Regions from separate parts of the Homo sapiens genome. Here region 2 is linked to region 1. The links are chromatin loops, found by intact Hi-C in ENCODE. Cell type or tissue: Calu3. All regions are shown on one strand. Links, peaks and the distances in the headings refer to the core of each region. The heading gives the core; the rest is flanking DNA. Region 1 has its middle 330 kb from the start of NAALADL2. Region 2 overlaps NAALADL2 (N-acetylated alpha-linked acidic dipeptidase like 2).

Evidence for each region. A loop is a pair of places that touch in the nucleus more often than their neighbours do. Peaks named below come from ENCODE experiments on the same cell type or tissue, not always from the same donor. Only the 100,000 strongest peaks of a DNase experiment are listed, where the experiment ranks them.
Region 2: it touches region 1 in a loop (2.0-fold over the local background); 1 of 110 quality-filtered maps calls a loop at or near these places.

The regions. Positions count from the first base shown.
Region 1 is chr3:174,521,986-174,538,184 of GRCh38, reverse strand. It overlaps a transcript of NAALADL2 not described here. Among named protein-coding and RNA genes, the nearest start is that of NAALADL2, 330 kb to the left of the region's middle. RefSeq lists an enhancer at 1-33. In Calu3, for the core only: a CTCF peak has its summit at 6,793; a DNase peak (open chromatin) is centred at 5,004.
Region 2 is chr3:175,063,243-175,079,441 of GRCh38, reverse strand. All of the region lies in intron 1 of NAALADL2 (N-acetylated alpha-linked acidic dipeptidase like 2), which reads right to left. NAALADL2-AS3 (NAALADL2 antisense RNA 3) reads left to right here. Exons shown (of 4, transcript NR_046390.1): 4 at 1-130. Among named protein-coding and RNA genes, the nearest start is that of NAALADL2-AS3, 44 kb to the left of the region's middle. In Calu3, for the core only: no CTCF peak of the experiment used is centred there; a DNase peak (open chromatin) is centred at 8,301.

The DNA of each region.
Region 1 (16,199 bases), core at 4,488-8,487:
AAAAGGAGATGTGGAAAGGAATTTTGCCATTTGTGACAACTGATCAGTGATAAAAAGAGTATATAGTTATAAATAGTCAACCTCTGAGGGAGCCTCTGCTGGGGCAACCTATCAATTTTCTAGATGTCTACATTTAACTGTATCATTCCACACTATAAATACTAAGAGCCTCTGTGTAAAGTACTGCAATAGATCCTGGGGAATCAAGGAAATTAGACCAGGTTCTTGCTCACAAAGCTCTTATATTCTAGGAAATATATTCCATTTATATAGCTGTGAAAGAGGAAGAATAGGCTGCTTTCCTAGTTATTAAACATGGTCAGATGGCTCTGTGAGAATATCACCAGCCTGACTTTGTACAATATTATATGAATCTTTCCAGTTTAACTGCCACTGTACATGATTATATCTGAATTCTTAAATATGGCTTATGAGGACATTCACAATCTGTCCCTTTCTGCAAAATTTAATTATTCTTCCACATTCTACTGCCATATCACTCCCTGAGTAGCCATACCTAGCCTGGCTTAGGTGCCCACATCATTTCTCGTACTGTATTCCATGCTGTCGCTATTGTTCCACTTATCACACTATGTTGTACTTGTATGTTTTCCTGACTCTCACTAGACTTTAAACTCCTCAAGAGTAGGTACATATTCTTCGCAATCATGTCTTCAATGTAAACTACCTGGCACTTAATAGTGCTCAATAAATATTTGTTGAATGAATGAACTGCTTAAAACGCTATTTCAAAGAGAAATAGAATATTGTTAATTGGTCCATTCCATGATCTTTCAAGTCAACGGTAGCAAGCTAAATAATCACAAATGATAGCATGATCTATAATTAATTATACTGATTAAAATCTCTTACAGTATAATTATATGAAGATTTGCTTCCCTTTAATTTAATATCCATAATAAAAAACAATTGCTAGCAATTTCTAATTAGTTGTCTTTTTTCCAAATCCATATTAATTTAGGATTCAAACACCCTTGTGATACATTTCTACAATACATAGAATTGCTTAGCAAAGCATATGGCTCAGTGTAAGTCTTCAATAACATTAGTATGATGGCAGTAGTGTTGGTGGACTGGTTTATAGTGATGGCAACAATGAATGTGTATCATTGATATTACATATAAATCATATGACTTATTTATTCAAGATAAATTTAGACACTTGTTCAGTTCTTTCAAAATACAGGAAGAACTTTGCCATGTCTTATTTACAAGTAATATTGTTATTTGCATTATTGTTAAATTAAGCATAATAACAAACCATTGTATTGGGGAAGAGAATGTGAAATATTATTATAAAATTTTACAATGTTTTGTAATGGAAACAATTCCCCCAGGTGACAAAATATGTATGTAAACAATTGACATCTGGATGCTATTTTACAAAAACAGCAGTTACAGAGAGAAAGGGTTTTCATTTTCTCTAACACTTCAAACAGCTTTACAAATATTTATAAAAGGTCACCAATAGAGGGCTTACCTAGGGTTGAATAAAAGACGCCCTAAGACATCAAAAGCTATTTTGAACGTCCAGCTGGGAGATCTAAAACAGAGAGTAGCAAAGACAGTTTGTGACAAAGCTGACACACAGTATTCTAAAAGGAGTGAAATCAATTGTGACTTTTTTCATTTATTTGTAAATGCCTCTTTGGCAGTACACTCACTCAAAACGACAGTTGCTTCTTACAGAATAGGGGAGGTGATGGCAAAATAGAGGAATCTTGACAGTTGCTTTAATGAGATTCTGCATTAGGGCTATTCTAACACTTTCACCCAACAAGAAGGTTGCCCTTCATTTTCAATATCGTATCTCAGTAATTTGGAAAATGTTATCTCTATGAAAAACTAAACTAGCCAGTCCTGAATAGCCATGGCCCAGTTTATTTTCCCCTTATCTTTCAATCAGTAGAAAACATTCTAAATCAAGTATCTAAATAAATGTCAGCTGTTCAGACCAATTATCTGTTCTCAATAAGAATGCTGTTTTTATTAAAAACAGTAATATGGAGTGTCAGAACAACTCAAGACATACATACTAGAAACTCAGTATTTGCTTGAAACTATCTGGGAGTATACTTTAAGCTGCATTTTAAAAATGTTTTTATTTTTATATTTGATGTTCCTAAGGAATAGCAAATTGTTGGCAAGGTAAAATTTCATTAGTCTTTGTAATATGAGCAACTACAAACTATCACAATCTAAATATTGAATTCATTTTTTCATTCAATCGTTCTTTGATCAGATGTTAAGTGTTTGGTGCAACTGCAAATCAACTGCTGTAAACCTACTTCTTAAAGAAAGAAAAAAAAAGTAAATTATAATGTAGAGGGAAAATGCAATCCAATCCAGAGCCTAGCCCAGCACCTATCAGCTATAAGTCAACCAATAGGTATTTGTTGAACTGATAAACTCAACAAATTATATATGGCAATGTAACCCACAGCATTATGGGCATATACAGATCCCAGAGAAATGAACTAATAAGAGACACTGGAGGAATAATGAACTCTCTGGGTTCCAATTTCCTTATCTGTAAAGTAATATTTACTTTATAAGAGTGTCATGAGGATAAAATAAAAGTTGGGGCAGGAATAAATCACCTAGTACGGCTCCCGGTTCATAGCAAATTGTCAATAAATAGTAGCTATTATAAAGCTTTGCTTTAGCCAAAACAAATGATATTTCTCAAATACAATAACAAAATTACTAACAACAGTAGAATGAGGGAACCCTGTCTGTTAGGATAATACTATTAGCTTTGGTTCTGTCTCTTCCACTAAGAGCCACTTTGCAAATCAGTTTTTCTCACAAAAATGGGACTAATACTGTATTCCTATATTTACATAAAACTAGAACTCAGGTTGACCATAAAAGTCATCTGGGTACTTTAAGTACCCTACTGTCATACATTGTTGTAATAAGTACCATGAATATGGCAGTGAGCACCATTTCAGTCTGGCAAATTAACTGTGGTCTAAGATCTTGTGTTGGAAATTCTGCCCTGCTAGTCAATGGTTAATTTTCAGGTAATGTTCAGTAGAGCTCATAAACAAAACTGCTTGAGAAGCTAAATGTGTGCAGATTGATGAAGGTTTTTGTCTCTTTATTCTATTTTTAATTTACCTAGAGCAGTAGCTCTCAAACTTACATATTAAAATTACCAGAAGGATGTGTTTATTGCCAATAGCTATAGTGTAACTCCAGACCAGTTAAATCAATATATTTTTTAACATTCCTCAGATGATTCTAATGTGCAGCTAAGATTGAGAACCACTGGCCTAAAGTCTGATACAATTTTTCTCCAAAAAACACTGTCGGCTTCCCAAACAAATCACTTTTTTTCTCTTCTTTACAAGACCGATTCACCTTCCATGTCTTTTTTCTTTCCAAGCAACTCTGGAGAGGGTGACTGTATGCACAGGTTTAAGACGATCCTGATTAGACTCAAACATAATGGCGCCATTACTTTTGCCAGGGATTGATTTAGGGGTATATATGTTAGCCATAGCTAGCCAGTCAGATGGTAGGAAAGGTGTTCTTGGGGCTTCTAAGTTTTCCACCCTTCTGAAAAAATCCTTTGTTTCCTGTTGTTGTATACAGATGTGATGGCTAGGACTGCTCTGGACATCTTGGGAGCAGGGAGGAAGTTAGTCTAAGGCCAAAGCCAACATCGTGAGGATGGCAGAGAAGAATGATAGAAACAGAATCTGTGATAATGTCATTCAGCTGCTCAAATAATTTGCCCAATATCTGGAATTATGTAAAATAAATTCAGGTAACATCAAAGCATTTTGAATTTAAATAGCATTCCAAACAAATGAAAAAATGGACTAGATCCCAAGACTAACTTTAGGTTAAACATTTTTTTTGTTTATATTGTGAAATATTTATGAATTAAACCATCTGGTAAAAATGTGTTACTTTTCCTTAGATATTAAACAATGTCCTAGTTTTATTTAAATGGTTTCATAGCACATTTTACTAAGAAATATTGTGTAGTATGTACACAGACATAAGAAATGTAATAGTAGATTCTGCCCTTTAAATACTTTTTTGTAAGTACTAATTTGTTCCAATTTTTATATACACATAATGTGCAATATTAAAATATATTTTCTACCTCCCACATATATAAATATGTGCATTTGCTTTTTAAAAAATTATTGTCATGTTTATAAAGTAGAGAAAAATGAGTTTTTTAATATCCAACCACAACAATTGCATGACTTCCTAATAATCTTGTTTTTAATTGATTCTATAGATAGCTTGCATTTCTTGCCAGTTGTATGTCTTATTCTCAAATGTCAAGACTACAGTTTTGTTTCTGAAATGTCCTCTCTTTTCTTTAAGCAATACTTTCCTGGACCAGGAAATAATGAGGATACTTTGGAATGATGCTTTATTGTCAACTACACAGTTGGAATGAGATTAATCAGAATTTTGCTGTAAGATCTATTATGGAGCTTTAAGTGACATACACTGTAATCGCTATGCTCCAATTAGACACTTTAAATCTGTGGGTTTTTTTTTTTTTTTCCAACTAATTTCCTTTGTGTTGCTTCTTCCTCTCTCCACCTCCTCTGTGGTTCCTGTATTGTTTATTTAACAATAAGAATAATTTCAGAAATATTCACCAGCATTTTTGTGGAGAAGAAGACTAGACTACCCTTGCTGGATGGGATTTGTTAGGTGAGTCAGAGAGCAACATGTATTAGGAGCTGTAGCTTTTGAGAGCCAATAGAGATTAACAGAGAAGAGAAAACAGGAGTTGAGGCTGATAAGAGGGCTCAATGGTATGATCTCTTTTCCTATGTTAGGAATAATGCTCAAAATTCCCAAGGAAATTGAACACTCGAACAAAGGATTCTTAGCAAACAATTTTACTTCTATGCAGAGGGGTGCCTCCTTGGCCAGTCGCCATGAGAGCACACCTGAACAAGGGGGCACGAGAGCCTTTATTCCTGACGCAAGTCCTGCCCCTGTACCCCTTCCCCATTGGCTGGGGTTGGGTCATACAACCTAAACTAATCCCGGTTGGCTAAACATTTGCTTTTTTTAGATAAGGTGGGCACGTAAAAGAAAGTGGAGAGGAAAGGGTAAGGGGTGTCTGTAATGAGCTAGAAAGTTAGTCCTCTTTCCAAATAAGGAAAGGAATGTGAGCTGGTACTGATTATACCTGGTACTGTGGCATGCCTGGCATCTAACAAAGGCAAAAAGGAGAAAAGGAGAAAAGGAGGGGGGTACTATGAATTAAAGAATAAAAGATTGATCAGGTTATTTAAAGAGAAACCTCATCATATCCCACAGCCATGACCCTCCAAATCCTCAATAAATATATAACTTAATGTGATAGATTTCCTGCAAAAGTCAACAGGGGATACAGTTTGGTGAAGTTGAGAAGTGAGTAGAAAGGCTGAAGCTAAGAACGTTCAGTAAAGAAAAGGATGCTGAAAAAAAGAAACGTGGAAATTCTTAGAGCACATTCCATCCAGAATAGATCAGGTAGTGAAACAGGGGCTCAACCGAATTTTCCTTCAGTGTAGCTTGGGAAACCAGTTATATTTTTTTCTCCCTCACTATTCTATAAGCACCCAAGAACAGTACTCTTTGAACAGTACTCTGAGTTCCATATAGGATTCAATGATTAAATTTGACTCCAGTAGGACAGTTCCTCCTAAAAGGGCCTTTGTCCCTCTTACTCCTAAATTTAGGCAATTTCCATACCCTCCCCCTTTCCTTCTCTACTCAAATATTTATAAGACTGACCTCTCAATAGTGATAAGAACTTGGCAGAGCTAGAAATCTCATGGCCTGAGTTTGGTTTGGCATCATCTCCTTATTTCGGGATCACTTACTGCTTTTATGTTATAGTAATGGATCTTCACACTCTAAAAAAATAGTTACAGGTGCTCATGTCTGTCTCAGTCCTCCTCACCCAAGGACAGGGATCTGACTTCATCTCTACATCCCTTCCCCTTCTCCTTCCCCCAGAAACTGAAAAGGACCTTCACAAAGTAGAGACTTAATAAATGTCTGATGCATTGAACACAATTATAAATGAAGTACCTATTTTTTGCTCTGTTTATATTTATACTAAAACTGTACTTGCAATGATTTCATCTACCTTTTGGAGCATCAAAGTACAATCACTGGGGTCAGATATTTTATTTCATTAGTCTAAATCAATACTGATTTAAATAAATCTAGGAATTTTTATGAGGACTTTAATATTTTGAAATGTATTTCTACAGACAAGTCCTTATTTCTTGTAAATCTCATTTTGTTCACAGAAATATGAGATGTCTTATGAACCACTGGTATTTCTATTGTAAATATTAAGGAATGTTGCATTACAATGCAGACAGGTAATCCGTAGGCCCAGCAGAGAAATAATGATTAACACACACTAGAGGGAGTATACATTTTAATAGACTCACTCATAAAATCCATGTTTCAAATGTTACAAAACAGAATCGAGTTTACCAAAAAGCAAATAAATCATCTTACTTTGGGGTTTCTTCTTTCATTTCTGATTTTTAAATAATAAACATCATTTCCCCAGAGCAGGTAAACTACACTTACCTGTAAATGAATGATAGAAAGTTCGAAAATCCTCACAAAAGATTGACTCTCAGTGAACTTTGCTCCTGATAAATTCTACCCACAATGTTTATTCAAATTTAGTTTTAAAAAGAGAAAGCAGACTTTGGAGAGATGGCCTTTACGTGGATTTTATTTGCTGATGATAATGATGATGCACAGTGCCTCTTCACAAGATTACATGAGTTAAAAGGTAATCCCACTATCACTCTTGCACCGATGAGTGCTCTACTTGAGTGCTGATCTCAATTTTTGACTCCAAGCTAAGACAGAACCAAAAGAATAAAAAAAAAAATGCAGAGCCATGGAAATAATGACTAAAAGGACTAAAAATGAGCAAATGTGAAAGAAAATGTGATAAAAGTTGATTAAAAATAAAAGAAATAGAAACATACACCATGCATAGAAACACGGGGCCAAATAAATGAAAATGTCAGTATCAATAACTAGGCTTTTTAATTACACTAAATTTGGGCTAACTAGATGATGTTCATTATAGCTTGTATATTTGTCCTAATGCTTTAAGACTGTATTTGTCTTCTTCAGAAGTCATATGAACTGTAGGTCAGTGTGCTTTACCTCAATAAATTGCTTCAACAAATTTGTTCATAGTTTCACAAAATAAACTGATCATACAAGAGATGAATTATTGTTCCTTTCAATATTTTAAGTCACACTTCCTACTTTCTGTGTGTGTAGGTTTTTCGTTTTGTTTTGAGATGGAGTCTCCTTTGTCACCCAGTGATATAGTTTGGCTGTGTCCCCACCCATATCTCAACTTGAATTCCCACGTGTTGTGGGAGGGACCCGGTGGGGGGTAAGTATTCACCCATTCAGTGGGTGAATAAGTCTCATGAGATCTGATGGTTTTAAAATTGGGAGTTTCCCTACACAAGCTCTCTTCTCTTATCTGCTGCCATATGAGACATGCCTTTCACCTTCTGCTGTGATTGTGAGGCCTCCCCAGCCAGGTGGAACTGTAAGTCCAATAAACCTCTTTCTTTTGTAAATTGCCCAGTCTCGAGTATGTCTTTATCAGCAGCATGAAAACGGACTAACACAGTAAATTCGTACTAGCAGAGTGGGGTGCTGCTGAAAAGATATCCGAAAATGTGGAAGCGGTTGGAACAGTTTGCAGGGTTCAGAAGAAGATAGGAAAATTTGGGAAAGTTGGGAGCTCCCTAGAGACTTGAATGGCTTTGACCAAAATGCTGATAATGATATAGACAATGAAATCCAGGCTAAGGTGTTCTCAGATGGAGAAGAGGAACTTGTTGGGAACTGGAGCAAAGGTGACTCTTCGTATGTTTTAGCAAAGAGACTGGTGCATTTTGCCTCTATCCTAGAGATTTGTGGAACTTTGAACTTGAGAGAGATAATTTAGAGTATCTGGTAGAAGAAATTTCTAGGCAGCAAAGCACTGAAGAGGTGACTTGTGTGTTGTTAAAGGCATTCTGTTTTAAAAGAGAAACAAACCATAAAAGTATGGAACATTTGCAGCCTGACAATGCGATAGAAAAGAAAATCCCACTTTCTGAGAAGAAATTCAAGCCGGCTGCAGAAATTTGTGTTAAGTAATGAGGAACCAAATGTTAATCACCAAGACAATGGGGAAAATGTCTCCAAGGCAGGTCAGAGACCTTTGCAGCAGACCTTCCCATCACAGGCCTGGAAGTTGGGGAAGAAAAAGTGGTTTTGTGAGCCGGGCCCAGGGTCTCTGTGCTGTGTGCAGTTTAGGGATTTGATGCCGTGTCCCTGCTGCTCTAGCCGTGGCTGAAAGGGGCCAACATAGAGCCTGGGTTGTGGCTTCAGAGGGTGCAAGCTTCAAGCCTTGGCAGCTTCCACATGGTGTCAGCCTGCCAGTGCACAGAGGTCAAGAACTGCAGTGTGGGAACCTCAGCCTAGATTTCAAAGGATGTATGAAAATGCCTGGATGTTCGAAAATGCCTGGATGTTCAGGCAGAGTTTGCTGCAGGGGCAGGGCTCTCATGGAGAACCTCTGCTAGGGCAGTGCTAAAGGGAAACGTGCGGTCAGAACCCCCACACAGAGTCCCCACAGGGGCACCACCTAGTGGAGCTGTGAGAAGAGGGCCACCATCCTCCAGACCTCAGAATGGTAGATCCACTGACAGCTTGCACACTGCACTGGAAAAGCTGCAGACACTCAGCAAGTCCATGAAAGCAGCAGGGAAGGAGGCTTTACCCTGCAGAGCCACAGGGGCAGAGCAGCCCAAGACCATGGGAACCCACCTCTTGCATCAGTGCAACCTGGATGTGAGACATGGAGTCAAAGATCATTTTGGAGCTTTAAAATTTGGTTGCCCCAGTGGATTTCGGACTTGCATGGGGCCTGTAGCCCCTCTGTTTTGGACAGTGTCTCCCATTAAGAATAGGTGTATTTACCTCATTCTTATACTCCTATTGTATCTAGGAAGTAATTAATTTGCTTTTGATTTTACAGGCACAAAGGCAGAAGGGACTAGCCTTGTCTCAGATGAGACTTTGGACTGTGGACTTTTGAGTTAATGCTGAAATGAGTTAAGATTTTGGGGGACTGTTGGGAAGGCATGACTACTTTTGAAATGTGGGGACGTGAGATTTGTGAGGGGCCAGGGGCAGAATGATAAGGTTTGACTGTGTCCCCACCCAAATGTCATCTTGAATTCCTATGTATTGTGGGAGGGACCCAGTGCGAGGTAATTAATCTTGCAGGCAAATCTTTCCCATGCTGTTCTCATGAGAGTGAATAATTCTCATGAGATATGATGGTTTTAAAAATGGGAGTTTCTCTGCACAAGCTCTCTTCTCTTATCTGCCACCATGTGAGACGTGCCTTTCACCTTCCACCTTGATTGTGAGGTCTCGCCAGCCATGTGGAACTGTAAGTCCAATAAACCTCTTTCTTTTGTAAATTGCGCAGTGTCAGGAATGTCTTTATCAGCAGTGTGAAAACTAATACACCCAGGCTGGAGTGCAGTGGCACTATCTCAGCTCACTGCAACCTCCACCTCAGGTTCAAGCAACTCTTGTACCTCAGCCTCCTGAGTAGTTGGGACTACAAGTGCATGCCGTCACACCCAAGTTTTTTGTATTTTTACTAGAGACTAGGTTTCACCATGTTGGCCAGACTGGTCTCAAACTCCTGACCTCAGGTGATCTACATGCCTTGGCCTCTCAAAGTGCTGGGCTTACAGGTATGAGCCACTATGCCTGGTGACTACATTTGTAATATTTTATATTTTATATAAGAAGGATACTCCTATAATGCTATGCACACTATGAAAGTTTATAATCTAAATGAAATGGAAAAGACTAACATATATGAAACAATAGGCATTTTTATTCAGTACTATTGCTGCTTTGATTAAATCTAGAGGAGAAAATATTCTCAAAAGAGATAGTACATAACACAAAGTGGAAGAAAGCTCCTATGTGTGAATTTAGATTCACAAGCTTTTTATAATAAAATATATTAATAGTAAATATTTTTGGCTTTTCTGGCCACACGGCACCTGTTGCAACTATTCAGTCTGCTGTCGGAATATGAAGCTGTTACTGACAATATGTAAATGAATGTGCATGGCTGTATTCCAGTAAAACTTTATTAACCAAAACTGGTGTTGAGCCAGATTCGGCCTGGGGACCATAATTTGCCAGCCCCGGTCTAGTTCATCACTTTCAAAGGGATACATCCCCTTTCCAATACGAAATAGCAAGAAAGGGACCAAGGCCAGGTAGAATTTTTGTAGATAACCCCTGAAATCCCAGAACATAAGAAACACTTATGTTTGAATATAATTTCAAGCAAATGTGATGGATGTTTTATTAATATATTGTTTTATATTATCCATGTAAATTTCTGCCTCCATTAGACAGATTCTTTAGACTTTCCCAACTAGACAAATCTCTTCCTAAGCTCCCTGTCATTAAATTTCCTTGGCAATTGAGATGGCTTTGACAAAAGTCTAGACATCAAATTTGGGTAATTAAAAGCTTACTTACACTTAAAAAGAAAAATAAAAGACTTTCTTTTTTTTTTTTTTTGAGATGGAGTTTCACTCTTGTTGCCCAGGCTAGAGTGCAATGGCGCAATCTCAGCTCATTGCAACCTCTGCCTCCCAGATTCAAATGATTCTCCTACCTCAGCCTCCCGAGTAGCTGGGATTACAGTCATGTGCCACCACACCTAGCTAATTTTTGTATTTTTAGTAGAGACAGAGTTTCACCATGTTGGCCAGGCTGTTCTCTAACTCCTGACCTTGTGATCCACCTGCCTCAGCCTCCCAAAGTGCTGGGATTGCAGGCCTGACCCACTGCGCCCAGCCAAGACCTTCTTTTCTATCACTGATATATGTCTGTTTTCTTAACTCTTTCCTAGAAATCCAAATATTTTGCTACATTAGAAAGTAGAGCAGAACAAACTATTGAATAAGTGCATCTTCACCACAACTTAAACATTATGACTTTTCACTCCACCCTCTACTGTGTAGATATATCACAACACATTCAAAATTGTGAACAGATAATGTTAGTAGCTGCAGTATGACCCTAAGTTATTTTAGTGATAAACTACTAATAAAAAATTTCAGGCCAGGCACGGTGGCTCATGCCTGTAATCCCAGCACTTCAGGAGGCGAGACAGATGGATCACTTAAGGTCAGGAGTTTGAGACCAGCCTGGCCAACATAGTAAAATCCCGTCTCCAATAAAAATACAAAAATTAGCTGGGTGTGGGGGCACATGCCTGTAATCCCAGTTACTCGGGAGGTTGAGGCAAGAGAATCACTTGAATCTGGGGTGACAGAGGGTGCAGTAAGCACAGATCACACCACTGCACTCCAGCCTGGGTGACAGAATGAGACTCCATCTCAAAAAAAAAAAAAAAGAAAAAGAAAAACAATTTCAGTGTTACCAAATACAATTATTAAGTTAGCTGGCTATTTTTTAAATTAATGTACTAATACTTCTCTAATATTCTTTCCCATGGAAAAATTATGAAAGTGATTCATCAATTATCATGATCCATTTACCACAAATAATAGTCAATATATATTATATGCCAGGCAATATGTAAAGTGTTAGACATTTATTTAACTATTTACTAGTCAAAGCAATTCTTTATAATGTAGGTACTATTATTACTCTCATTATACCATGATGAGAAAACCGGGCTATAAAGAGGTTGTAAAGCATGCCAAAGTCACACAGCTAGTAAGTAGCAGAGCTAGAATTCGAAAGCTGGTGGTCTAGGTTCCCAATGCTAATGAGGCCAAAGCCATGACTGTTTACACAGAAATGCTAGTCCACTGAATTGCCAGTATGCCCTACACTATGCCTGCAAAATATCACCATTGGCAAGAGGGATGATGAAACGAAAGTGGGAGGTGAATACAGAAAAATATAAGCCTCAACTGGTAAGTGAGGGAGAAGCACCTGAAAATTTATACCTAAGGACCCAAAAGTCATTATTCAACAAATGCTGTAAGTCAGTAAATCCTCCTTATAGACATGGCAAACACATTTATTTCAGGCTTTAGGATCAGATTAGCCTATATTTAGATACTAGTTCCACTACTTACTAGCTAGTTTTTTGACTAATTAAAATCTATGAAACTCAGACTACTCTTGTATAAGATCAGAACAATAATCCATGCTCCCCCATTATTATGGGGATTAGAAATGCTCATGGGGGACCAGAACATAGTGGGTGCCCCCCAAAATGGTATCTCTTACTAGTCAAAGTTTTGTTTGTTCACTTTTAAGTACAGAAATGAAAGCATTGCTATGATAACAAGTTGAAGAGATGCTAGAATCTGAATAAAGTTGAAAATCCATCCAAACATCTGAAAGACTTGTCTATATGAATTTTTGATTTCACATAATTTATGGATTATCTAAAAACATCATTAAAAATACAGCTATGATTAATCATTGCTATGGATGTTTGTGCCCCTCCAAATCTTACTGTAAAATGTGACTCTCAATGTTGGAGGTGGGACCTGGTTGGGGGGTGACTGGATCATGGGGGTGAATCCCTCATAAATGGTTTCACACCATCCCCTTGGTAATAAGTGAGTTCTCACTCGGTTCACACAAGATCTGGTTGTTTACAAGTCTGAGACATCCCCCTTCTCTTGCTCTTGCTATTGCTCTCGCCATCTGACATTCTGTCATGATTGTAAGCTCCCTGAGGCCTCGCCAGAAGTAGATTCAGCATCATGCTTCCCGTACAGCCTGCAGAATGGTGAGCCAACTAAACCTCTTTTCTTTATAAATTACCTAGCTTCAGGCATTCCTTTATAGTGACACAAGAATGGACTAGCACAGTCATAAAGACAAATTCTCTAGAAGACTGTCTCGAGTTTTCATCTGAAACAACTACATCTATCCAATTACAGTCATGTGTTGCTTAATGACAAGGATATGTTCTGAGAAATGCACTGTTAGGTGATTTTGTCTTTGTGCAAACAAGATAGGTGGTATTTACATCTAGACTGTACAGACGACTGTACACACAGACTATATGGTAGGGCCTATTGTTCCAGGCAACAAACCTATACAGTATTACTCTACTGAATACTCTAGGCAACTGTAATGCAATGCTAAGTGTTTGTACATCTAAACATATCTAAACACAGAAAAGGTAATGCTTTGTGCTACAATGTTAGGATGGCTATAACTTTACTAGGCAATAGGAACTTTTTAGTTCTATTATAATCTTATAGGCCGCGCATGGTGGCTCACACTTGTAATCCCAGGACTTTGGGAGGCTGAGGCAGGAGAGATCAGCCTGAGCAACATGGTGAGACCCAACCTCGACAAATGTTTTCTTCTTTTTTTTTTTTTTAATTTGTTGGGCATGGTGGCAGGTACCTGTGGTCCCAGCTGCCCAGTAGGAGGCTGAGGTGGGAGGATGGCTTAAGCCCAGGAGGTCAAGGCTGCAGTGAGCTATAATGATGCCACTGCACTCCAGCCTGAACAACAGAGCCGGACTCTGTCACAAAAAAACAATATATTTTATGGGACCACCTAAATATATGTGGTCCCTTGCTGAATGAAACATTGTTACATAAGGTGTATTAAGACATTATTTGAATTCATAGAGCTTCCTGCCTTGTCTGTGGCTACAGTATATTGTGAAGATACCTTCAAGCCTGGGCAAGCCTTACAGGACTAGGACAGGCTGAACATCCACCCGCCACCCCACTCTCATCTGCTCACTTTCAGTTTAAAGCAACACCCACATCTATTTTCCCCAATGCGCTACATAAATATTATCATTTCATTATTTTCTATGTGAGCCTTGATATATCAAAGATAGGAAAGAATTGTATTACTGGATGCCATCTGATACATTAGTCATTAAATAAAGAGGTAGTGGCAATCATACTTTAATGTAGCTAAATTATACTTCAGTAAAAATTTTTAATACATGATATATTAATTATATGACATTATGCACAATCATAAAACACAGATAATATTTCAAGGAGTTGTTGTTAATTCAGAAGACCAAAAGAACTATAGAAAGACATAGATACAAGCAAAAAAAAAGAAGAAATAAAGAGACCAAGTATATTCATAAAATTGTTTTAATTTTCTAATTTTCTCTAAGAGAGATAATGGGGCACACATCATACTTGCTGAACCCCATTCACAACCTGAATTTTAAAAAAAGGAAAAAAGCAAAATAATGTTATACAACCATATGATTATGATGACTAAAATAATAAGACACATAATTACGTTGCAATATTTAAACACAAATTGGCAATGACCTGGCAATTTAGGAGTAGTAAAGTCATAAATAAGGAAAAAGACATATCCCCATGGATGAGGTAGGCAGCAGAAAGCCTCAGGTAGGTTAAAGTTAGTGAGATTAATTCCAGCAGACAGCAAATTTCAACTGTTTTCTATTCATCCAGGTAGTACTAAGCAATTATTTTTCATGTAATTCCATTGTTGCCACTATGTGTTAGGTTCTGTTTTCAAATTTAAACCAACCTATTACATACCTTTATTACAGGAAAGCTTAAACGAAATGCATTTGTGTAAGAGATGTAGATACAAACTTCAGAATATTCATGTTAACCATCATTGATCTCTGCTTTGATGGAGGTGATTTTTGATGTAAAATAAGCCGAAATTACACTAAAATAATGGGAAAAGAGTTATGAATATAAAACTTTGAATTCATTAAGTATAACCAGAATATACATATATAGATTGTTTTCTTTATAGGAGAGTCTACTTTAGTTCTAATGGTACTGCTATTATTTAAGTATGTTAAGCAAAACAAATGAGTTTCTTAAACTGCAGTCTCATCACCTAACAAGTTTAGGTGTCTACAAGTTAATGATGATTACCAAAACAATTGTCTCAGTTCACTCAAGCTGCTATAACATAACAAAATACTATAGACTAACAAGACATTTGTTTCTCACAGTTCTGGAGGCTAAAATGTCTAAGAGCAAGGTACCAGCAGACCTGGTATCTGGTGAGGGCCCATTTCCTGTTTTACAGGCAGTGCTTTCTTGCTGTGTCCTCACATGGTGGAAGGTGCAAGACATCTCTAGAGTTTCTTTTCCTTGTTGTTGTTTTTTTTCTTTTTTTTTTTTTTTTTTTTTTTTGAGACAGAGTCTCGCTCTTTCGCCCAAGCTGGAGTGCAGTGGCGAGATCTCGGCTCACTGCAAGCTCCGCCTCCCGGGTTCACGCCATTCTCCTGCCTCAGCCTCCCGAGTAGCTGGGACTACAGGCGCCCGCCACCGCACCCGGCTAATTTTTGTATTTTTTAGTAGAGACGGGGTTTCACCGTGTTAGCCAGGATGGTCTCGATCTCCTGACCTCGTGATCCACCCGCCTCAGCCTCTCAAAGTGCTGGGATTACAGGTGTGAGCCACTGCACCCGGCCTTTCTTGTTGTTTTAAGACACGGTCTTGGTCTGTCGCCCAGGCTGGACTGCAATGGTGTGATCATGGCTCACTGTAACCTCACTCCCACCTCAGCCTCCCATGTAACTGGGACTACAGGTGCACACCACTATGCCCATGTAATTTTTTTTCTTTTTTTTGGAGAGATGAAGTCTATGTTATCCAAGCTGGTCTCAAACTACTGGCCTCAAGCAATCCCCCCACCTCAGCTTCCCAAAGTGCTGAGATTGAGCCAAGAAGCTCAGCCCTTGCAGTCTCTTTTATAGGACACTAGTCTCATTCACGAATACTCTTCCTTCATGACCTAATCACCTCCCAAAGGCTCCATCTCCTAATACCATCACCTTAGGGGTTAGGATTACAATGTATGAAACCAAGAGAGACATAAAACACTCAGTCCATTGCAAGTCAATTCAATTTTTGGCTATGTTAATACCAGAACAAAGCAGAGGAAATATAAGAAAAATATCCCACTATACTCTATGAGACGTGTATTAACAGAATGCCATTGTGCATGGCTTTATTTTTTTCTTTTGAGACAGAGTCTCACTCTGTTGCCCAGGCTGGAGTGTAGTGGTGCAATCAGGGCTCACTGCAGCTTGGAACTGCTGGGCTCCAGTGATCCTCCTGCTTCAGCCTCCCAAGTAG
Region 2 (16,199 bases), core at 5,904-9,903, 540 kb before region 1:
AATAAACTGGATTTCAACAAAAACACATTTGTGCTTCAGAGAACATAATCAAGAAAGTGAAAAGGCAACCCACCAATGGGAGAACACAGTTTCAAAACATATATCTAATAAAATATTTGAGTCCAGATTATCTAAAGAACTCTTGCAACTTGTTAATACAAAGACAATCCAATTTAAAAAATGACAAATGATCTGAAAATAAATTCCTCGAAAGAAGATATACAAATGGCTAATAAGCACATGGAAAGAAACTAAATAGCATTAATCATTAGGAAAACACAAGTAAAAACCACAATAAAAAACCAATTCACACTCACTAAGGTAGTAATAACCAAAAAGACAGATGATAAGTGTTGGAAAGGATATTAGAGAAATTAGAACCCCATACGTTGCTAGTGGGAATGTATAATGGTGCAGCTGCTTTGGAAAATAGTCTGAGGTTTCCTCAAAAAGTTAAACATTGTGTTACTATATGATCCAATATTCTACTTCTAGGTATATACCCAAGAGAAATGAAAACATAACACAAACACTTGTACACAAATGTTTTAGAGCAGCATTAATCATAGTAGCCAAAAAGTTGAAACAACTGAAATATCCATAGACTGACGGAAGGATAAATAAAATGTGATACATCCATACATGGGAATATTATTCAGCAATAAAAATGAATTAAGTACTGATACATAGTAAAAAATGGATGAATCTCAAAAACATCTTCCTACGTGAAAGAAGTCAGTCACAAAAGACCACGTATTGGATACTTTTATTTACATTTAAGTCCAGAATAGGCAGATATAGAGACAGAAAGATTACTGGTTGCATGGGGCTGGGGCAGGAAAACTGGAGAAATTGGGGAGTGACAGTGTAACTGCTAATGAATGGGGACTTTATTTTTGGTACGATGAAATGTTCTACAACTGATTGGATCATGGTGATGGTTTTGTAACTGAATAAATTAAAAACCATCAAATTGCACACTTCATATGAGTGAATTTTATGGTTTTTAATTTATATCTAAATAATTTTTTAAAATTATTACATACTCTTATTATTGCTGCGCTGCATTTTGCTACAACTTTCTTTCCTAAACGTAAGATAAAGCTCCTTCATTTGGCTGTGTGCAGTGGCTCAAGCCTGTAATCCCAGCAATATTTGGGAGGCCAATGCGGGCAGATCACTTGAGGTCGGGAGTTTGAGACCAGCCTGGGCAACATGGCAAAACTTCGTCTGTAATAAAAATACAAAAATTAACCAGGCATGGTGGTGCATGCCTGTAATTCCACCTACTCAGGAGGCTGAGGCAGGGGAATTGCTTGAACCTGGGAGGCAGAGGTTGCAGTGATCAGAGATTATGCCACTGCACACCAGCCTGGGTGACGGAGTGAGATTGTCTCAAGAAAAAAAAAAAAAGAAAGAAAAGAACAAAACAAAACCGAACTCCTTCATTTGATCATTATTCTCATTATGAGTGTAGGTAGTCCATATAGGCTAGAGCAAAAATGGTGTACAGAGGTAAAACTATATATTCCAGTCTCACACAAGGAAACTTTCAGGTAGGGAAACGTTTTGCTTTCACTTCCTGTAGTCCATTGGTAAAGATTCCTTCTTCTTTTTCCGTATACATGCATTTCCTAATAAAAGAACCATGCACACCCATAATGATTATATTTTTAAAAAAGTAAAACATTATATATAGGATATCAGAACCACAAGCAATTTTTTTAAAAGAGCAGCTGCCTCTATTAGTAAATATTCACATGCCATTTATAGTATATTTATGATATTACTATATAAATAGCATTGCCTTTATACTTCTGTTTAATAATGCTAATGGAATGGTAAATATATTAAAAAGCTCAAATTCATTACATTTTAAATATTTTAAATGCCTTTTTGACAGCTTTATGCATAAGAAACAAAGTTAGAAATATTTCTGCCTGTGATTTTTTTCTGATTTCCCATACATATTTTGAAACACAAGACTTTAAATTTAAATGCTGGCTAGCATACACGGAAAAAATACTGGGTGCTCCAGATGTTTTGTTTAACTTCACTGTGTACATTATTGTTGTTTTCCTTTCTGCTTTTCTTTTCCTTTCACAGACTAGAACGTCAAACAAAGCCACACTAAAGGCCACTTTGATGTAGAAACAGCCAAATTTCTAGGGTCTCTCCAATCGTTTTACACATTTAAAGCTTGAAATATTAAATAAGCTGAAATAAATGCTCATTTTTTAAATTTCCTAAAACACTTCAAATACTTCAGACTAGGCTTGTCATTTGAAAAAATACAGAAGAGCAGATCTGAATAAAATTCATTTAACTTCACAGTACATCTGCCATTTGAAAACATTTTTTTTCTATTGAACACAGCTTAATGAACCTTTAATTTACCTTTCATTCAGTATCCACTGAGGGTCATTAAAAGACAAAGTCTAAGTCACTGCACTTAATTACAGTCATCATATGTTATTATGTATTATTATAGAACACCATATGCCAATTATCATGGGACTTTGATACTGAAAAACTACAAAACTGCACACACATATCACTTGTGCTATAGAACTATATTTGAACAATATCTTTGCACATAAACAGTACCTTTAAAGTATTTGCATTTGAGAGTGTATGCTTTATAGATTTCAAAACTAAATATTTTATTTAGTATAATTGTGTCAATTGTTCCCTAATTATATCTAGATATTGGACTACATTCCAACTTACAACCAGAAACTCTAAAAGAAACAGAATTATCATTACATTTAGATATCAAAACACATTGAGATCAAACAATATTTTATACATTTGACTTTTAGAAAGATGAGGTAAGTAACAAGCCAAGATATGTCCAATATTTATTCATGAAATATTAGCAGGGTCGTCATTTTCCCAGTCCCACTGTTGATAGTCAATGAACTTCCCCTTTTCTTTGATGCCTTCTGTGTTTTTCTTACTTCTTAATGTTGTGTCCAGCGAGAAATAGTCTATATTACACACTGCTATCAGAGTTATCTTTTAAAATCGAGCATATCTGGTTTAGTCTCTGCCCCTTTTAAGAACTGTCTTTAGACACCTATTCTTCTCTAGAATAAAGTAAAAAAAAAAAAAAAAAAGCATGAAATACACGATTTGGCAGAAGCAAGACCCAACATGTCTTTCACATCTCATCTAATCTTTTCTTATGACATTTTTCATTTTCATTGTTTTGAGACAGTCCCTGTCACCTGTCACCTGGGATGGAGTGCAGTGGCGCAATCTCAGCTCATTGCAACTTCCACCTCCAAGGTTCAATCTATTCTAGTGCCTCAGCTTCCCAAGTAGCTGGGATTACAGGCTTGCAGCACCACAACTGGCTAATTTTTGTATCTTTAGTAGAGACGGAATTTTGCCATGTTGCCCAGGCTGGTCTTGAACTCCTGGCCTCAAGTGATCCCCCTACCTCGGCCTCCTAAAGTACTGGGATTACGTGAACCACTCACTATGCCTGGCCTGTTATGACATATTATTTTATACACAGTAGTGAGCACCTGTGTACCTACTACCCAGCTAATCAATTTACCTTATTTTATCTATTTTTAGACTTTTTTTCTATTTTAATATCTGTGCGTTCGTAGTTAGTTTTTACAGTTACCATAGTTCAGGTGTCAGTTGTGACACAATTTTACTTGTTTGTGCATGCATTAACTTGGTTATTATTCTGGGCCTGACTAGACAACTTTCGTCCCTCAGGTTTCAAGTTATTGAACCATTTAAAGATCATTTTAGGAAGAATGAGGAGTCTTGTTTGTTGTTGAAAACCCTCCATTGATATCTTTTGGTAAGTTCAGGAAATGATTAGTATCAAAACTTGCAGAATGGCCACCACTGGCTTGGAAGAAAGTCCCAGGGACTAAAATGGAACATTGTTTTAATGAAAATTGCATCACTATTTTGTTAATAGCACAGAGGGTGACACTGCATGGAGAAATACAGGCATTAAAAATTCTGAGTCAAAAAGATTTGAATGAGTCATCCTCTGAATGTAAAATGTTTTAGAAAGAGCTTCATTTACTTTGTAGTTTCCTTTTTATATATAAACAAGACTGATATGTAACAACATAATAAGCTTTGCATAAAGCAGACTAAAAGAGATCTTACAATAAGTATAACATAAAAATTCTAAGTTTCTGTTTCTTAGAGATACACAAAATAATAGCATACGTTACAATTGTGTCTTAGGTTCAGTGACTGTTTGACAGCTTCACCACTTATATTTTGGACAAGTTGCTTAGCCACTCTGAAATTCAATTTTCTCATCTGAAAAATGGTGGTAATAATAAAACCCAGCTCATAGGGTTATTGCTAAGATTATAGGAGGTAGAACAGTGCTTGGCATATATTAGTGTTCAATAATGTTAACTGTCCCTGTCTCGTCCATTGTTTTATATGGAATTGCTTACGTATCTCTCTAACACCTATTTTATTTTTTCATAAATACTTTTGTCTTCTTCCACTTTTCTACTCTTCCTCCTCCTCCTTCTCCTTCTCTGCTCTTCATCTCCTTACTCCTCCTTTTTCTCTTATTACGAAGAATACTTAACTAACATAATAGTAGAAAGAATAATATATCAACCATTCACCCCTGGTACTCATCCCTAGCACCACTGATCATCAGTCTACTCCCATGCACGTTCCTATCCACTCTCCCCTCAGACTGAAAAAAATAACAAAAACCCTCAGCCATATCATTTTATGCATAGTTATTTCAGTATGTAATTTTAAAAGACAAAGACTATTTTTAATATACCTATAGTATCATTATCCACCTAAAATAATTAACAGTAACTCCCTAATATAGTCAAGTATCTAGGGAATGTTCAAACCACAATTTTTTTTTGAATAAATAATACTCGATGTACTCCAGTTGCAAAGACTGGAAAGTTAATGTATTTATTTCAAAAAAATTCAATAACAACAATTTAAATTGTTGAATAAAAGGAGGAAATACAAAACAGTAGTACCCAGGATGCTAGATTATCTTAACTTTAACGTCTTATATTTACCAGCTATTAAAAATTGGGCTTTGAGAATATTTTTGATAAATAAAGTAAATCTGGCCTAAAATAACTTACATATCACCAAATATATCCTCACGTTAATAGCTTTGATTAGCATTACGTTAGATTGCTATACCTGAGACATGTGAGTCAAAAGTTAAACAAAGGTTAGTAATTATTCTAAAAAATCTAATCATACCTGCTTCATCTTGTTCTTTGATGCATTTTCTAGAAACATAATTTTTGGTAAATTCATTCATTAATTTAACAGCTATTGAGAACCTACTATGTGCTGCCAGTCACTTCTAGACATAGGGAGTAGAACAGTAAAAAAAAGCTAAAATCCCCACCCTTATGGAACTCACTTCTAGTAGAATGAGAGAAACAAAAAACAAACACACAGGAAAGTTTCATGTATACAGTGTGTGAGATGGTGCATGGAAAGAAAAACCCTGAATACATAGGAAATGGGGTGCAAATGGTAGGGGAGGGGGCTTGCAGTTTTCAATAAGTGGTGAAAGAAGTCCTAACTGAGGTTTTCTTTTTATGACGATCATTCCATTCGAATTACTGTCTTTTATAAGGAATACATCAAACTAATAATAAAATAATGAGTATTCAGCACCACAATAACCACTAGTTTCTACTCCGTTCTTCTCTTGAGTAACACTGAACATAAACACCAAAATTCAGCTGTAGGTCAAAGGATGTTGCAAAGGATTTAGTTGACATAAAACTGTAGAACAGACTTGAAATACATTCTTCACAATACTTCAGAATAAATGAAAATATAATTCATGCCAGTAACAAGGTTAAAAAAATAACACTCGAACATTTTCACTTCAATTCAGACAAGTAATTGTATTAGTAAAATGAGCCTAGGAACAAACCTCCTGTCTGATGTTCCAGGTAACCGTGGTAACCTCTCTTTGGAGCTACTGAATTACACTGTCTACATGACTACTTTCTATATAACTTACGATGATGATTTAGAAGAGAAATATAGAGCTGCTCTGTATTGCCACAACTGATCTCAAAGTTGTAAGATCACCACTTTTGCAATCACTTCTTTGTTAGAGGGCCAAATAAAATTTTTTCAAGGCAACTCTAACAGCAAACAATATAAACTTTGATCCTGTTTAACCCTTTCAGATATAAAACAAACAAATCTGATATTAGCATTACAAAAAATCACTAATCAAACAATGTCTCATTAGTAACTGAGGAGAGAAGGCAATTGTGGTATTCAATTTATACATTTGGCCTAAAAATTATTTAATGATATTTTAAAACATCACTGAGTGCCAACAGATTTGTGGCAAGGCTGGCACACTCTAAACAGTATGAATGGGCACAACACTTTAGGAAGACATACCAAAGTTCTTGAAATGTCTATATTTATAGTTCATTTCTAAAATCTAGCCTAAGAAATTAAAAGAAAATAAAACAAAATTGCATGCATATAAATTTTCATTGCAATCATTTATAAAAAAGCAGAGTGACTTTTTTGCCTCTTTAAATATTTATTAACTTTTCCATTTTTCGTTTTTTTTCTTTTATTGCTATACTTTAAGTTTTAGGGTACATGTGCACAATGTGCAGGTTTGTTACATATGTATACATGTGCCATGTTGGTGTGCTGCACCCATTAACTCGTCATTTAGCATTAGGTATATCTCCTAATGCTATCCCTCCCCCCTCCCCCCACCCCGTTTTTCAATAATTAACCTAGGATATAGTTATACTCAGTAGAAAGAAAAGCAATTGGACATCTCCTAATGATACATGTAACAATGAGAAGTCTAGTAGTAATGTCTGTTCAAGATGGATAAGCCACCCTCCATTTTAAGTTGCAGAGGTAACTCATACAATGATATAGAATCAAGAGAGGGAATAAAATTCTTGCCAAACGTTTTTAAAGATGACTCTTTTCATTTTAGACATAGCTAGATAATTTTGCATGTCCTCAAATGTTCATATTCAAATATTTGATGTCTAATTTTAAAAAGATAACTATAAAAATAACAACTAGCATTTATTAAGAATTTACATCATGACTTTAAATCTAAATAAAACCTTTTGAAAGTGGTTATTTAATGATCCCCATTTTCAGATAAAGAAACTAAGATTTTGAAAGGTTAGGTCACTTGCCTATGGCAGGATAAACATGTGAATTCAGGATACATGACTCCCCAGTTCCTAATCACAACACTAGCCTGTCCTTTTTTGTGTAAAGCTTGTAGAACTCTTTCAACAGTCCTGAATGGCAACTAATGTAAAGACTCCATGGCAAACTCTAGAGCTTATTTTGATGTTGTGGGTTTTACACTGTGACCATATTTTCTGAACCACAAAATGTACATATATTCCGACAAGTTCAAATATGCTTATAGGGAAAAAAGAATATGTGAAGTGGAAACAATCCTAGAAAAGACAGAATATATGACTGCCACATCATATAGTTAAAAACAGCAGTTGATATGAAAAAAATACCAGAGAGTTAATACTGAAACTCTGGTGAGGACCAGACTTAAGAAGTCACTGGGGAATTAAATAACTAGTTATTTCATCTCTTTTCATGTTTTTCATTGCTCAAATTTGCTACAATTTTTTTAATATCCTTTGTTTCTGCTTCTCTCATTTTTCTTCAAATGCTTTGCAATATCATTTCCTTCCAACAAATACCCTAAGCTGTTTTGATACCAGGCATTGGTGGCTGTGTCCATTTGGCCCAATAACATTCCCCAGTCAACTGATACAACCAATTAATTGGGGACGGTACACAATCTCACACACTAAACTTATCAAGCATGTTCAGCATGAGATAACATGTTTAAATATAATATTTTATACAGGAGTGTTACAAATGTGTTATACTCTCCCAGAGGTATGTAAGGGTAATATGTGTGAATATATAAATATATGAAAAACTGTATGCACACAACTGACATAACAAAAAGAGAAAAGAATGACTTCCATATTAACTTATAATTTAATAGAAGCAAATGGAGACAACTTTGTAAAGTAGCCTTTGAAAATCCAATGATAAGGTTATGTTTCCAAAAATTCGTGTAAAGGAATACATGACCTATAATAGCACATATTTAAAATATCTTAGCATAGTCAGAAATAAAAACAGAGCTGAAAAACATTCTTTACACCAAAACAAGTCAGACACGCTTTGTGGCATTAATTGGCATGTGTTATTTATTGACTGAGAACTTTAGGAGACACTTGCACTTACCTAGAAAGTGAGTCAGTGTTTGTGCTTGCCCCTGCAGTGCACTAACTGGCACTCAAGGGACCTAACTGGCTTCCTCCTAGCACTGTTGTAACATCAAGAGAAGCCAGCTAAGTCCTCAGCACAGGAAGGTCACTGTTCTTAGACACATCTTCAACCTACTAATAGAACATCTTGAATGACATCTATTTTATAACACTGAGATCGTATGTCTTAAAAAGGGTCTAGAGCAATAGGTCAACAAATTCACAAACATAGGAAAGCACAGTTACTGCAAAAATTATTCACTCACATACAAAATATATGTTATACTATTAATATATTTACTATGTACTTTTATTTTTCAAATAAATATTAGTGATGGATTAATAAATATGTATTTACTTTAATATGGTACTAAATTCATCCAAAGCAATTCATTCAAAGTAATTCACCATGCTTTCTCAATCAACAAACATTAAAAAGTCAACTGAAATAATATAAGTCTATTAAAAAGTATCTGCATATTTGACATGTTGGGATTCCCTATACCATAGCATAATTTTCCTTTGATAGGTAGTGACTCATTCAAACACCTTAGGCAAACAGAATGTGCTACACTTTAGTAATTATAATAAGGTTATCAATTTTTAAAAGCCAGCCACTTTACTTCATCAATGAGCTGAAGCAACACTAGAAGATTAGGAAGGCTTATCAGTTCAAGACACTTTGAGACAAGTCCAGCAGTTATACAATTAAGTTTTAATGATTTCTACATCATCTAGGAGATTCTCATTATATGCAATAAAAGCTAACCTAATAGTGTTTTACAATTCCTTATTTCACCGAATCACCACAAGGTCTAATAATTCTATGTTCGAATCCTAAAAATAAAAATTTATACTTTTGCAGAGAATTACATAAAATGCCTAAGACAATATTTTGAAAACTGATAGATTTAAGATTTTTTATTGTAATTTTTATTTTTATTTTTTATTTTTATTTTAGTTTATTATTATTATACTTTAAGTTTTAGGGTACATGTGCACAATGTGCAGGTTAGTTACATATGTATACATGTGCCATGCTGGTGTGCTGCACCCATTAACTCGTCATTTAGCATTAGGTATATCTCCTAAAGCTATCCCTCCCCCCTCCCCCTACCCCACAACAGTCCCCAGAGTGTGATGTTCCCCTTCCTGTGTCCATGTGTTCTCATTGTTCAATTCTCACCTATGAGTGAGAATATGCGGTGTTTGGTTTTTTGTTCTTGCGATAGTTTACTGAGAATGATGATTTCCAATTTCATCCATGTCCCTACAAAGGACATGAACTCATCATTTTTTATGGCTGCATAGTATTCCATGGTGTATATGTGCCACATTTTCTTAATCCAGTCTATCATTGTTGGACATTTGCGTTGGTTCCAAGTCTTTGCTATTGTGAATAGTGCCACAATAAACATATGTGTGCATGTGTCTTTATAGCAGTATGATTTATAGTCCTTTGGGTATATACCCAGTAATGGGATGGCTGGGTCAAATGGTATTTCTAGTTCTAGATCCCTGAGGAATCGCCACACTGACTTCCACAATGGTTGAACTAGTTTACAGTCCCACCAACACTGTAAAAGTGTTCCTATTTCTCCACATCCTCTCCAGCACCTGTTGTTTCCTGACTTTTTAATGATTGCCATTCTAACTGGTGTGAGATGGTATCTCATTGTGCTTTTGATTTGCATTTCTCTGATGGCCAGTGATGGTGAGCATTTTTTCATGTGTGTTTTGGCTGCATAAATGTCTTCTTTTGAGAAGTGTCTGTTCATGTCCTTTGCCCGCTTTTTGATGGGGTTGTTTGTTTTTTTCTTGTAAATTTGTTTGAGTTCATTGTAGATTCTGGATATTAGCCCTTTGTCAGATGAGTAGGTTGCGAAAATTTTCTCCCATTTTGTAGGTTGCCTGTTCACTCTGATGGTAGTTTCTTTTGCTGTGCTGAAGCTCTTTAGTTTAATTAGATCCCATTTGTCAATTTTGGCTTTTGTTGCCATTGCTTTTGGTGTTTGAGACATGAAGTCCTTGCCCATGCCTATGTCCTGAATGGTAATGCCTAGGTTTTCTTCTAGGGTTTTTATTGTTTTAGGTCTAACGTTTAAGTCTTTAATCCATCTTGAATTAATTTTTGTTAAAATACAGTTTTTGGAACTCTCTCCTCCCCCAAACAATTAAAACATAAGTGGCGTATGGGGAATTTAACCAACATATAATTGCTGGCAATTTTCTTAATGGTTGATCTATTTTAGAGGAACCCATGCTCCCAATTGAGTTTTCCATGGAAGATACCAAGTGCATACTTTTTCAAAGGTATTCTGATTGCAAATGTTGCGTCCCAGATGGTTATTTATTGAGTTAAAATATAACTCGACCAATGTTTACAAACCAATAAATTATAAATCTTATCTCCAGGACTATTTTCTTCAAAAGCTTTCATTTTCATTTTCACTACCAGAGTTTGCTATCTTTGATGCTAAATTTTTCACTTTATTCCCAAGTGAACTTGATAGCAAGACCTAAGTTAAACTTTGCACTCATCCTCAGTCACAGAGAACCCCAAGAGACGTCCTCCCAAGTTTGCGAGAGACAACACTGAATGGAAGAATCTCCTTATCTCTCCAAATCTTCACAAATGCCTTTCTTTTGAGGTGGTCTATCACAACATTCAATGTTTTGTTTTGTTTTTAATTCTCTTGAGTCTTTGAATATTATGCATATACTTTAGAAAGTTCTGAAATTTCTTCTCTCATATCACCCTTTATTTCTATAACTTTTAAATTATTTCAAATGATGTCCATCTATAACTTTTAAAAATCATCCATTCCTGTGAGGAGTAAGAAGTGTAAAAACTAATTTTTTATTCTATTGTTTTACAAGCTCAACTTTTCTTTTAGATTCAGGGGTACATGTGCAGGTTTGTTACATAGGCATATTGCATGAAGCTAAGGATTTCAGGTTCAAAAGATCCCAACATCCAGGTAGTGAACACAGTACCCAAAAGGTAGTTTTTCAGCCTTTGCCCCACCTTCCTTTCCCCCGACTGTAATAGTTCCTAGAGTCTCTCATTCCCATCTTTATTTCCAGGAGTACGCAATGTTTAGCTCCCACCTACAAATGAGAACATGTGGTATATGGTTTTCTATTCCTACATTAATTCACTTAGGATTATGACCTCCAGCTCCATTCATGTTGTTTCAAAGACTTCATTTCATTCTTTTTTTAGCTGCATTGTATTTCATGGTGTATATATACCACATTTTCTTTATCCTATCTACCATTGATAGGCACATGGGTGGATTCCATGTCTTTGCTATTTTGAATGGTGCTGTGATGAACATACAAGTGGCTGTGTCTTTTTGGTATAATAAATTACTTTCTTTTGGATATATACCTAGTAGGGATTGCTGGGTCAAACGGTAGTTCTGCTTTTAGTTCTTTGAGGCATCTCCAGACTGCTTTCCACAGTAACTAAGCTAATTTACATTCCCACCAACAGTGTATAAGCATTCCTTTTTCTCTGCAGCCCTGCAGCATCTGTTATTTTTTGTCTTTTTAACAATAACCATTCTGACTAGTGTGAGATGGTATCTTATTGTGGTTTTATTTTACATTTCTCTGATAATCAGTGATGTTGAGCATTGTTTTCATACGTCTGTTGGCCGCTGATATGTCTTGTTTTGAGAAGTGTCTGTGTCCTTTGCCCACCTTTTAATGTCTGTTGTTGTTGTTTGCTTGTTGAGTTGTTTAAGTTTCTTATGAAATCTAGATATTAGTCCTGGGTTGGATGCATAGTTTGCAAATACATTCTCCCATTCTGTAGGCTGCCTGATTACTCTGCTGATAGCTTCTTTTGCGGTGCCAAAGCTCTTCAGTTTAATTAGGTTCCACTAGTCAATTTTTGTTTTTGTTGTAATCGCTTTTGAGAACTTAGTCATAAATTCTTTCCCAAGGCCCACGTCCAGAATGGTGTCTCCTATGTTTTCTTCTAGGATTTTTACAGTTTGAGGTCTTACATTTAAATCTTTAAGAGAGCATTTTACAAGGTAAGAAAACTCAGCATATTTCTATCTTGATCAAAAATAGGAATCCACAACCTTCTTTTAGCAAACTGAGGATTCAGTATTGAGTGCTTAGGCAATTAACTTTAAAAATCAAAGGGAAATAATTAGATAGGCCTTGACATTTACAAAGATTTACAGGATGCCTCCAAATTTCCTTTTAATTTATTGATTCTTGGTTAAATGACAACATGGGTATCAGGAAAGCTGTTGTCTCTGTTGTGGGCAAACACTAGATTGCCTACATGTGTGTTCACAAGCGACATCTCACCTGTTTTTGGATTATTGTAGCCAGACACTGAAAAGCCTGACAAGGTCTTTGATAGGGGCAAGGATCAAGGATAATCTAGAGTGGATACACTTCCTTCCTGTCAGATTAAACTCTAAATGCAAGACTTTTTTTTAAACAAGAATTTATTAACAATATCTTCCAGGAAAAGCATCCAAACTAACCAAGAAACAATCCCACCTCACCATAAGCCATTCAGGGTAAAAGAGCAGTTGTGTAACAGCCACAAGGGTTTTCCCTCTTTTCCAGTTACAAGCACTTTTGGTTGTTTCTGCTGCTGAAAAAGCAGGTACTGAGCATCTACTTTGTGGCAGTCTCAGTGCAAGGTGCTGGATAGAGCACTGAAGAGACAGTCCCTGCCCTCATGGAACTTCCGGTTTGGTGTACAATTTAGATAAGCAACTACACACAGCACTACATGATAGTGATATGGAGGCCCAGGAGCACTCAAGAAAGCTGCCTAACCCAGGCTTGGAGGGTTAGGAAAGGCTCCTCAGAGAAGGTGACAGGTAACCTAACTACTTCTGTCCTCATAGTACGTGCAATGTCATTTTCTGTTTGTGGTTACTATAACTCGTGTCTTTCCCTGAAATGTGGATCTGTCTCATCAACCTCTCCTTTCACACACCTAGTTCTGGAGAGTGGTGGAACAGTCACCCTGTTTCAGTGATTGCAGAGTGGCTACATTTCAGGATTTCCACTTGTTCTCTGCAGTGCAGTGAATACAGACACTGAAGGGGCTAACTGGTTGAATCTCAAAGTGCATTCGGTTACACTGTTCCCGTTATACATCCTTTCACTCATATCTGGAGCTTGATGGCAACATTAAGACCGAATACCGTTATGTGAGAGGGTCTCTGACCTTCTTGATTCAATTCTCTATATCTCTGTTGCTCACAGCTATATGGAAACTTACATAACTAAATTCAGAATCAGCTTTCAATTCATTCTACATTATTGATAAAAGGGCTAGGTTTTTCTCGGGTTCAGTGAACACGGTTTATAACAGTGCAGTTTCCTGAATGTGCTTTTAAAGCTCATAGTGACTTCTGACTCTCTTTTTTTTCTCCATGACCTTTGACAAGGATTGCAGCCAGCTGCAGTGGAAGAGCTTACCATATGTTGAAAACTGTATTGTGACACCTGCTCTTACATTCCTTGTTTCAAACATAAATGTGTCTAAAATGACTTGAATTACACAGGCTTGCTTCTCTTCACTGGTGACAGAGATGGGACTGGTAGGACATCCTCCATTTAAACTGGGATTACTATACCTTGTATGTCTTTTGACATGGTTCAACAAGATCATTAAATCTGGTCATAGCTATCTAAAAATTTAAAGACTATCCCCTTGCAAATTCTATGTAGAATCAGCTCACTTTGTTTTTTGACTCTGAAAGAATCTAATAATAGGCATTAACAGTTTTAGAGCAAGATTACAAAGCTCTGCAGCATACTAAAATGAATATTATTTGTTTTCCCAGTGATTTATAGTAAGACTTCAGCAAGGGAGTCCCGACGACAATAGAAGCACTAGGTTGTTAAGCGTCTCCTAAATGTGGGTCCATCAAGCAGCACAGTGCCCAGGTAAGTAAATTACATAAGGTCTCAATAGTAATGTCTCGCCCAGGATTCAAATTCAGCTCTGACATCAAAGTCACTTGAATTTCCAGGTCTCCTAGCTGCCTTCATAGTGACTATTCCTTCTTTTTAAATGTTGGTTAGAAGACTTGTAATTTTTTTTCTCACTTTTTACTCTGATATATTATTAATATATGTAATTGTCGAAAATGAATTTTTAAATCAATAAGTGATTAGATGAAGTACTTTTCAAACTACGCATTATTTAATCATATCTTAAGGTAACAAAAAAGCTTCCTTCTACTTAAAGCCAAGCCAGTTTAGTTGGAGTTTTGATGAAAACCAAGCCAATTTTGTTGGAGTTTTACAAACAGCTCCACCGGGAAGGATTTCTACGCAGAGAGTTTTCACTGGCCCCTCCAGATCAGCTCCACCCTTCTTCAGGCTGCTTTGTTCCCAGAGAAGCTAACAAGTATGAGCTACATGAGTAAGATCACTTCCACTCTGGCTGCTAGTTGGATTTGGCCAATGAGGGCCAAGAGTTGGAGATCACTGGTCAGGAGGAGAGTGAGGTCAGAGTGTTTGTTTCCCAAGCTTCCTCCCTGATAAGTCACAGAAAGTTGACCCTGTCCCTGACTCAAGGCCACGGCTACTCCAGTGATGTCTTCTACCTAACTCTCCTTTCAGACTGTTTCATCTGCCCCCTGCCCTTTAGGGAGAGGGCAGTTAAGGCGCCCTGGATGCCAGCCCTGAGGCACTTTGCCTAAAATTGCCTACATCTTTACTCAGCTTGAGTATATGATCTGTTTCCTCACTGATACAATCCCAAATAAGTAACATATCCTGGACTTGGAACTTAGAGAAGTGAGCATCATCACTTGATTTCTTAAGAAACTACATTGTTTGAACCTGTTGTCTTGGTGGTTTTGTTGTCGTTTTTCTTTTTTTTTTTTTCTTCTTTTCCCCAAGAGTAAACTATTTTCTTCATGGCAAATCTCTATCCTAACACCAACAATACCACCATCTTCACAATCCAACTCCATAAACTGATTTGCTTTTGATTGCTGCCTCCAAAGAGAGTCTATATAAGATCTAGACAACGACAGGTTGAAGAGAACTGGAATAAATTCCTGGGATGAACCTGGTTCCTGGGTATACAGGATTTCTGAACTTCACATTGTTTTACCCATCACAGAATTTTGACTATTAAGTGACAGCTGAATTATTGCAGTGTCACAGAGTAACTCAGCAGGATTTAGGATTATGAAAACATTTGTATCACTTATTAGTTAAATAGCATTTAAAAATTAAACAACTGATTTGACAAATACGGATGTAGTTGCCTAATATAGATAATTTTTAAGCGTTATTTTAAACTGCTAAAAAGCTTGAGGAACAAATCCTTCCAAAAACAGACTGGGCCGGGTGCAATGGTTCATGCCTGTAATCTCAGCACTTTAGGAGGCAGAGGCAGGAGCATTGGTTTAGCCTAAGAGTTTGAGACTAGCCTGGGCAATGTAGGGAGATCCATCTCTATAAAAAATAGAAGTAAAAAAATTAGTGGGGACATAGTGGCACATTCCTGTGGCCTCAACTACTGGGGAGGCTAAGGCAAGAGGACTGCTTGGGCTCAGAAGGTGGAGGCTGCAGTGAGCTGTGATGACAAGACTGCATTCCAGGCTGGGTGACAGAACAAGACCCTGTCTCAAAAGCAGTAAAATATATATAAACAGGCTGTTTATATATATTTTACTCTGCCTCCTAAAGTGCTGAGATTACAGGCATGAACCATTGCACCTGGACCAGTCTATGTTTCGAAGGATTTGTTCCTCAAGCTTTTTAGCAGTTTAAAATAATGCTTAAAAATTACCTATATTAAGCAACTACATACATATTTATCAAATCAATTGTTTAATTTTTAAATACTATTTAACTAACAAGCGATAAAAATGTTTTCAT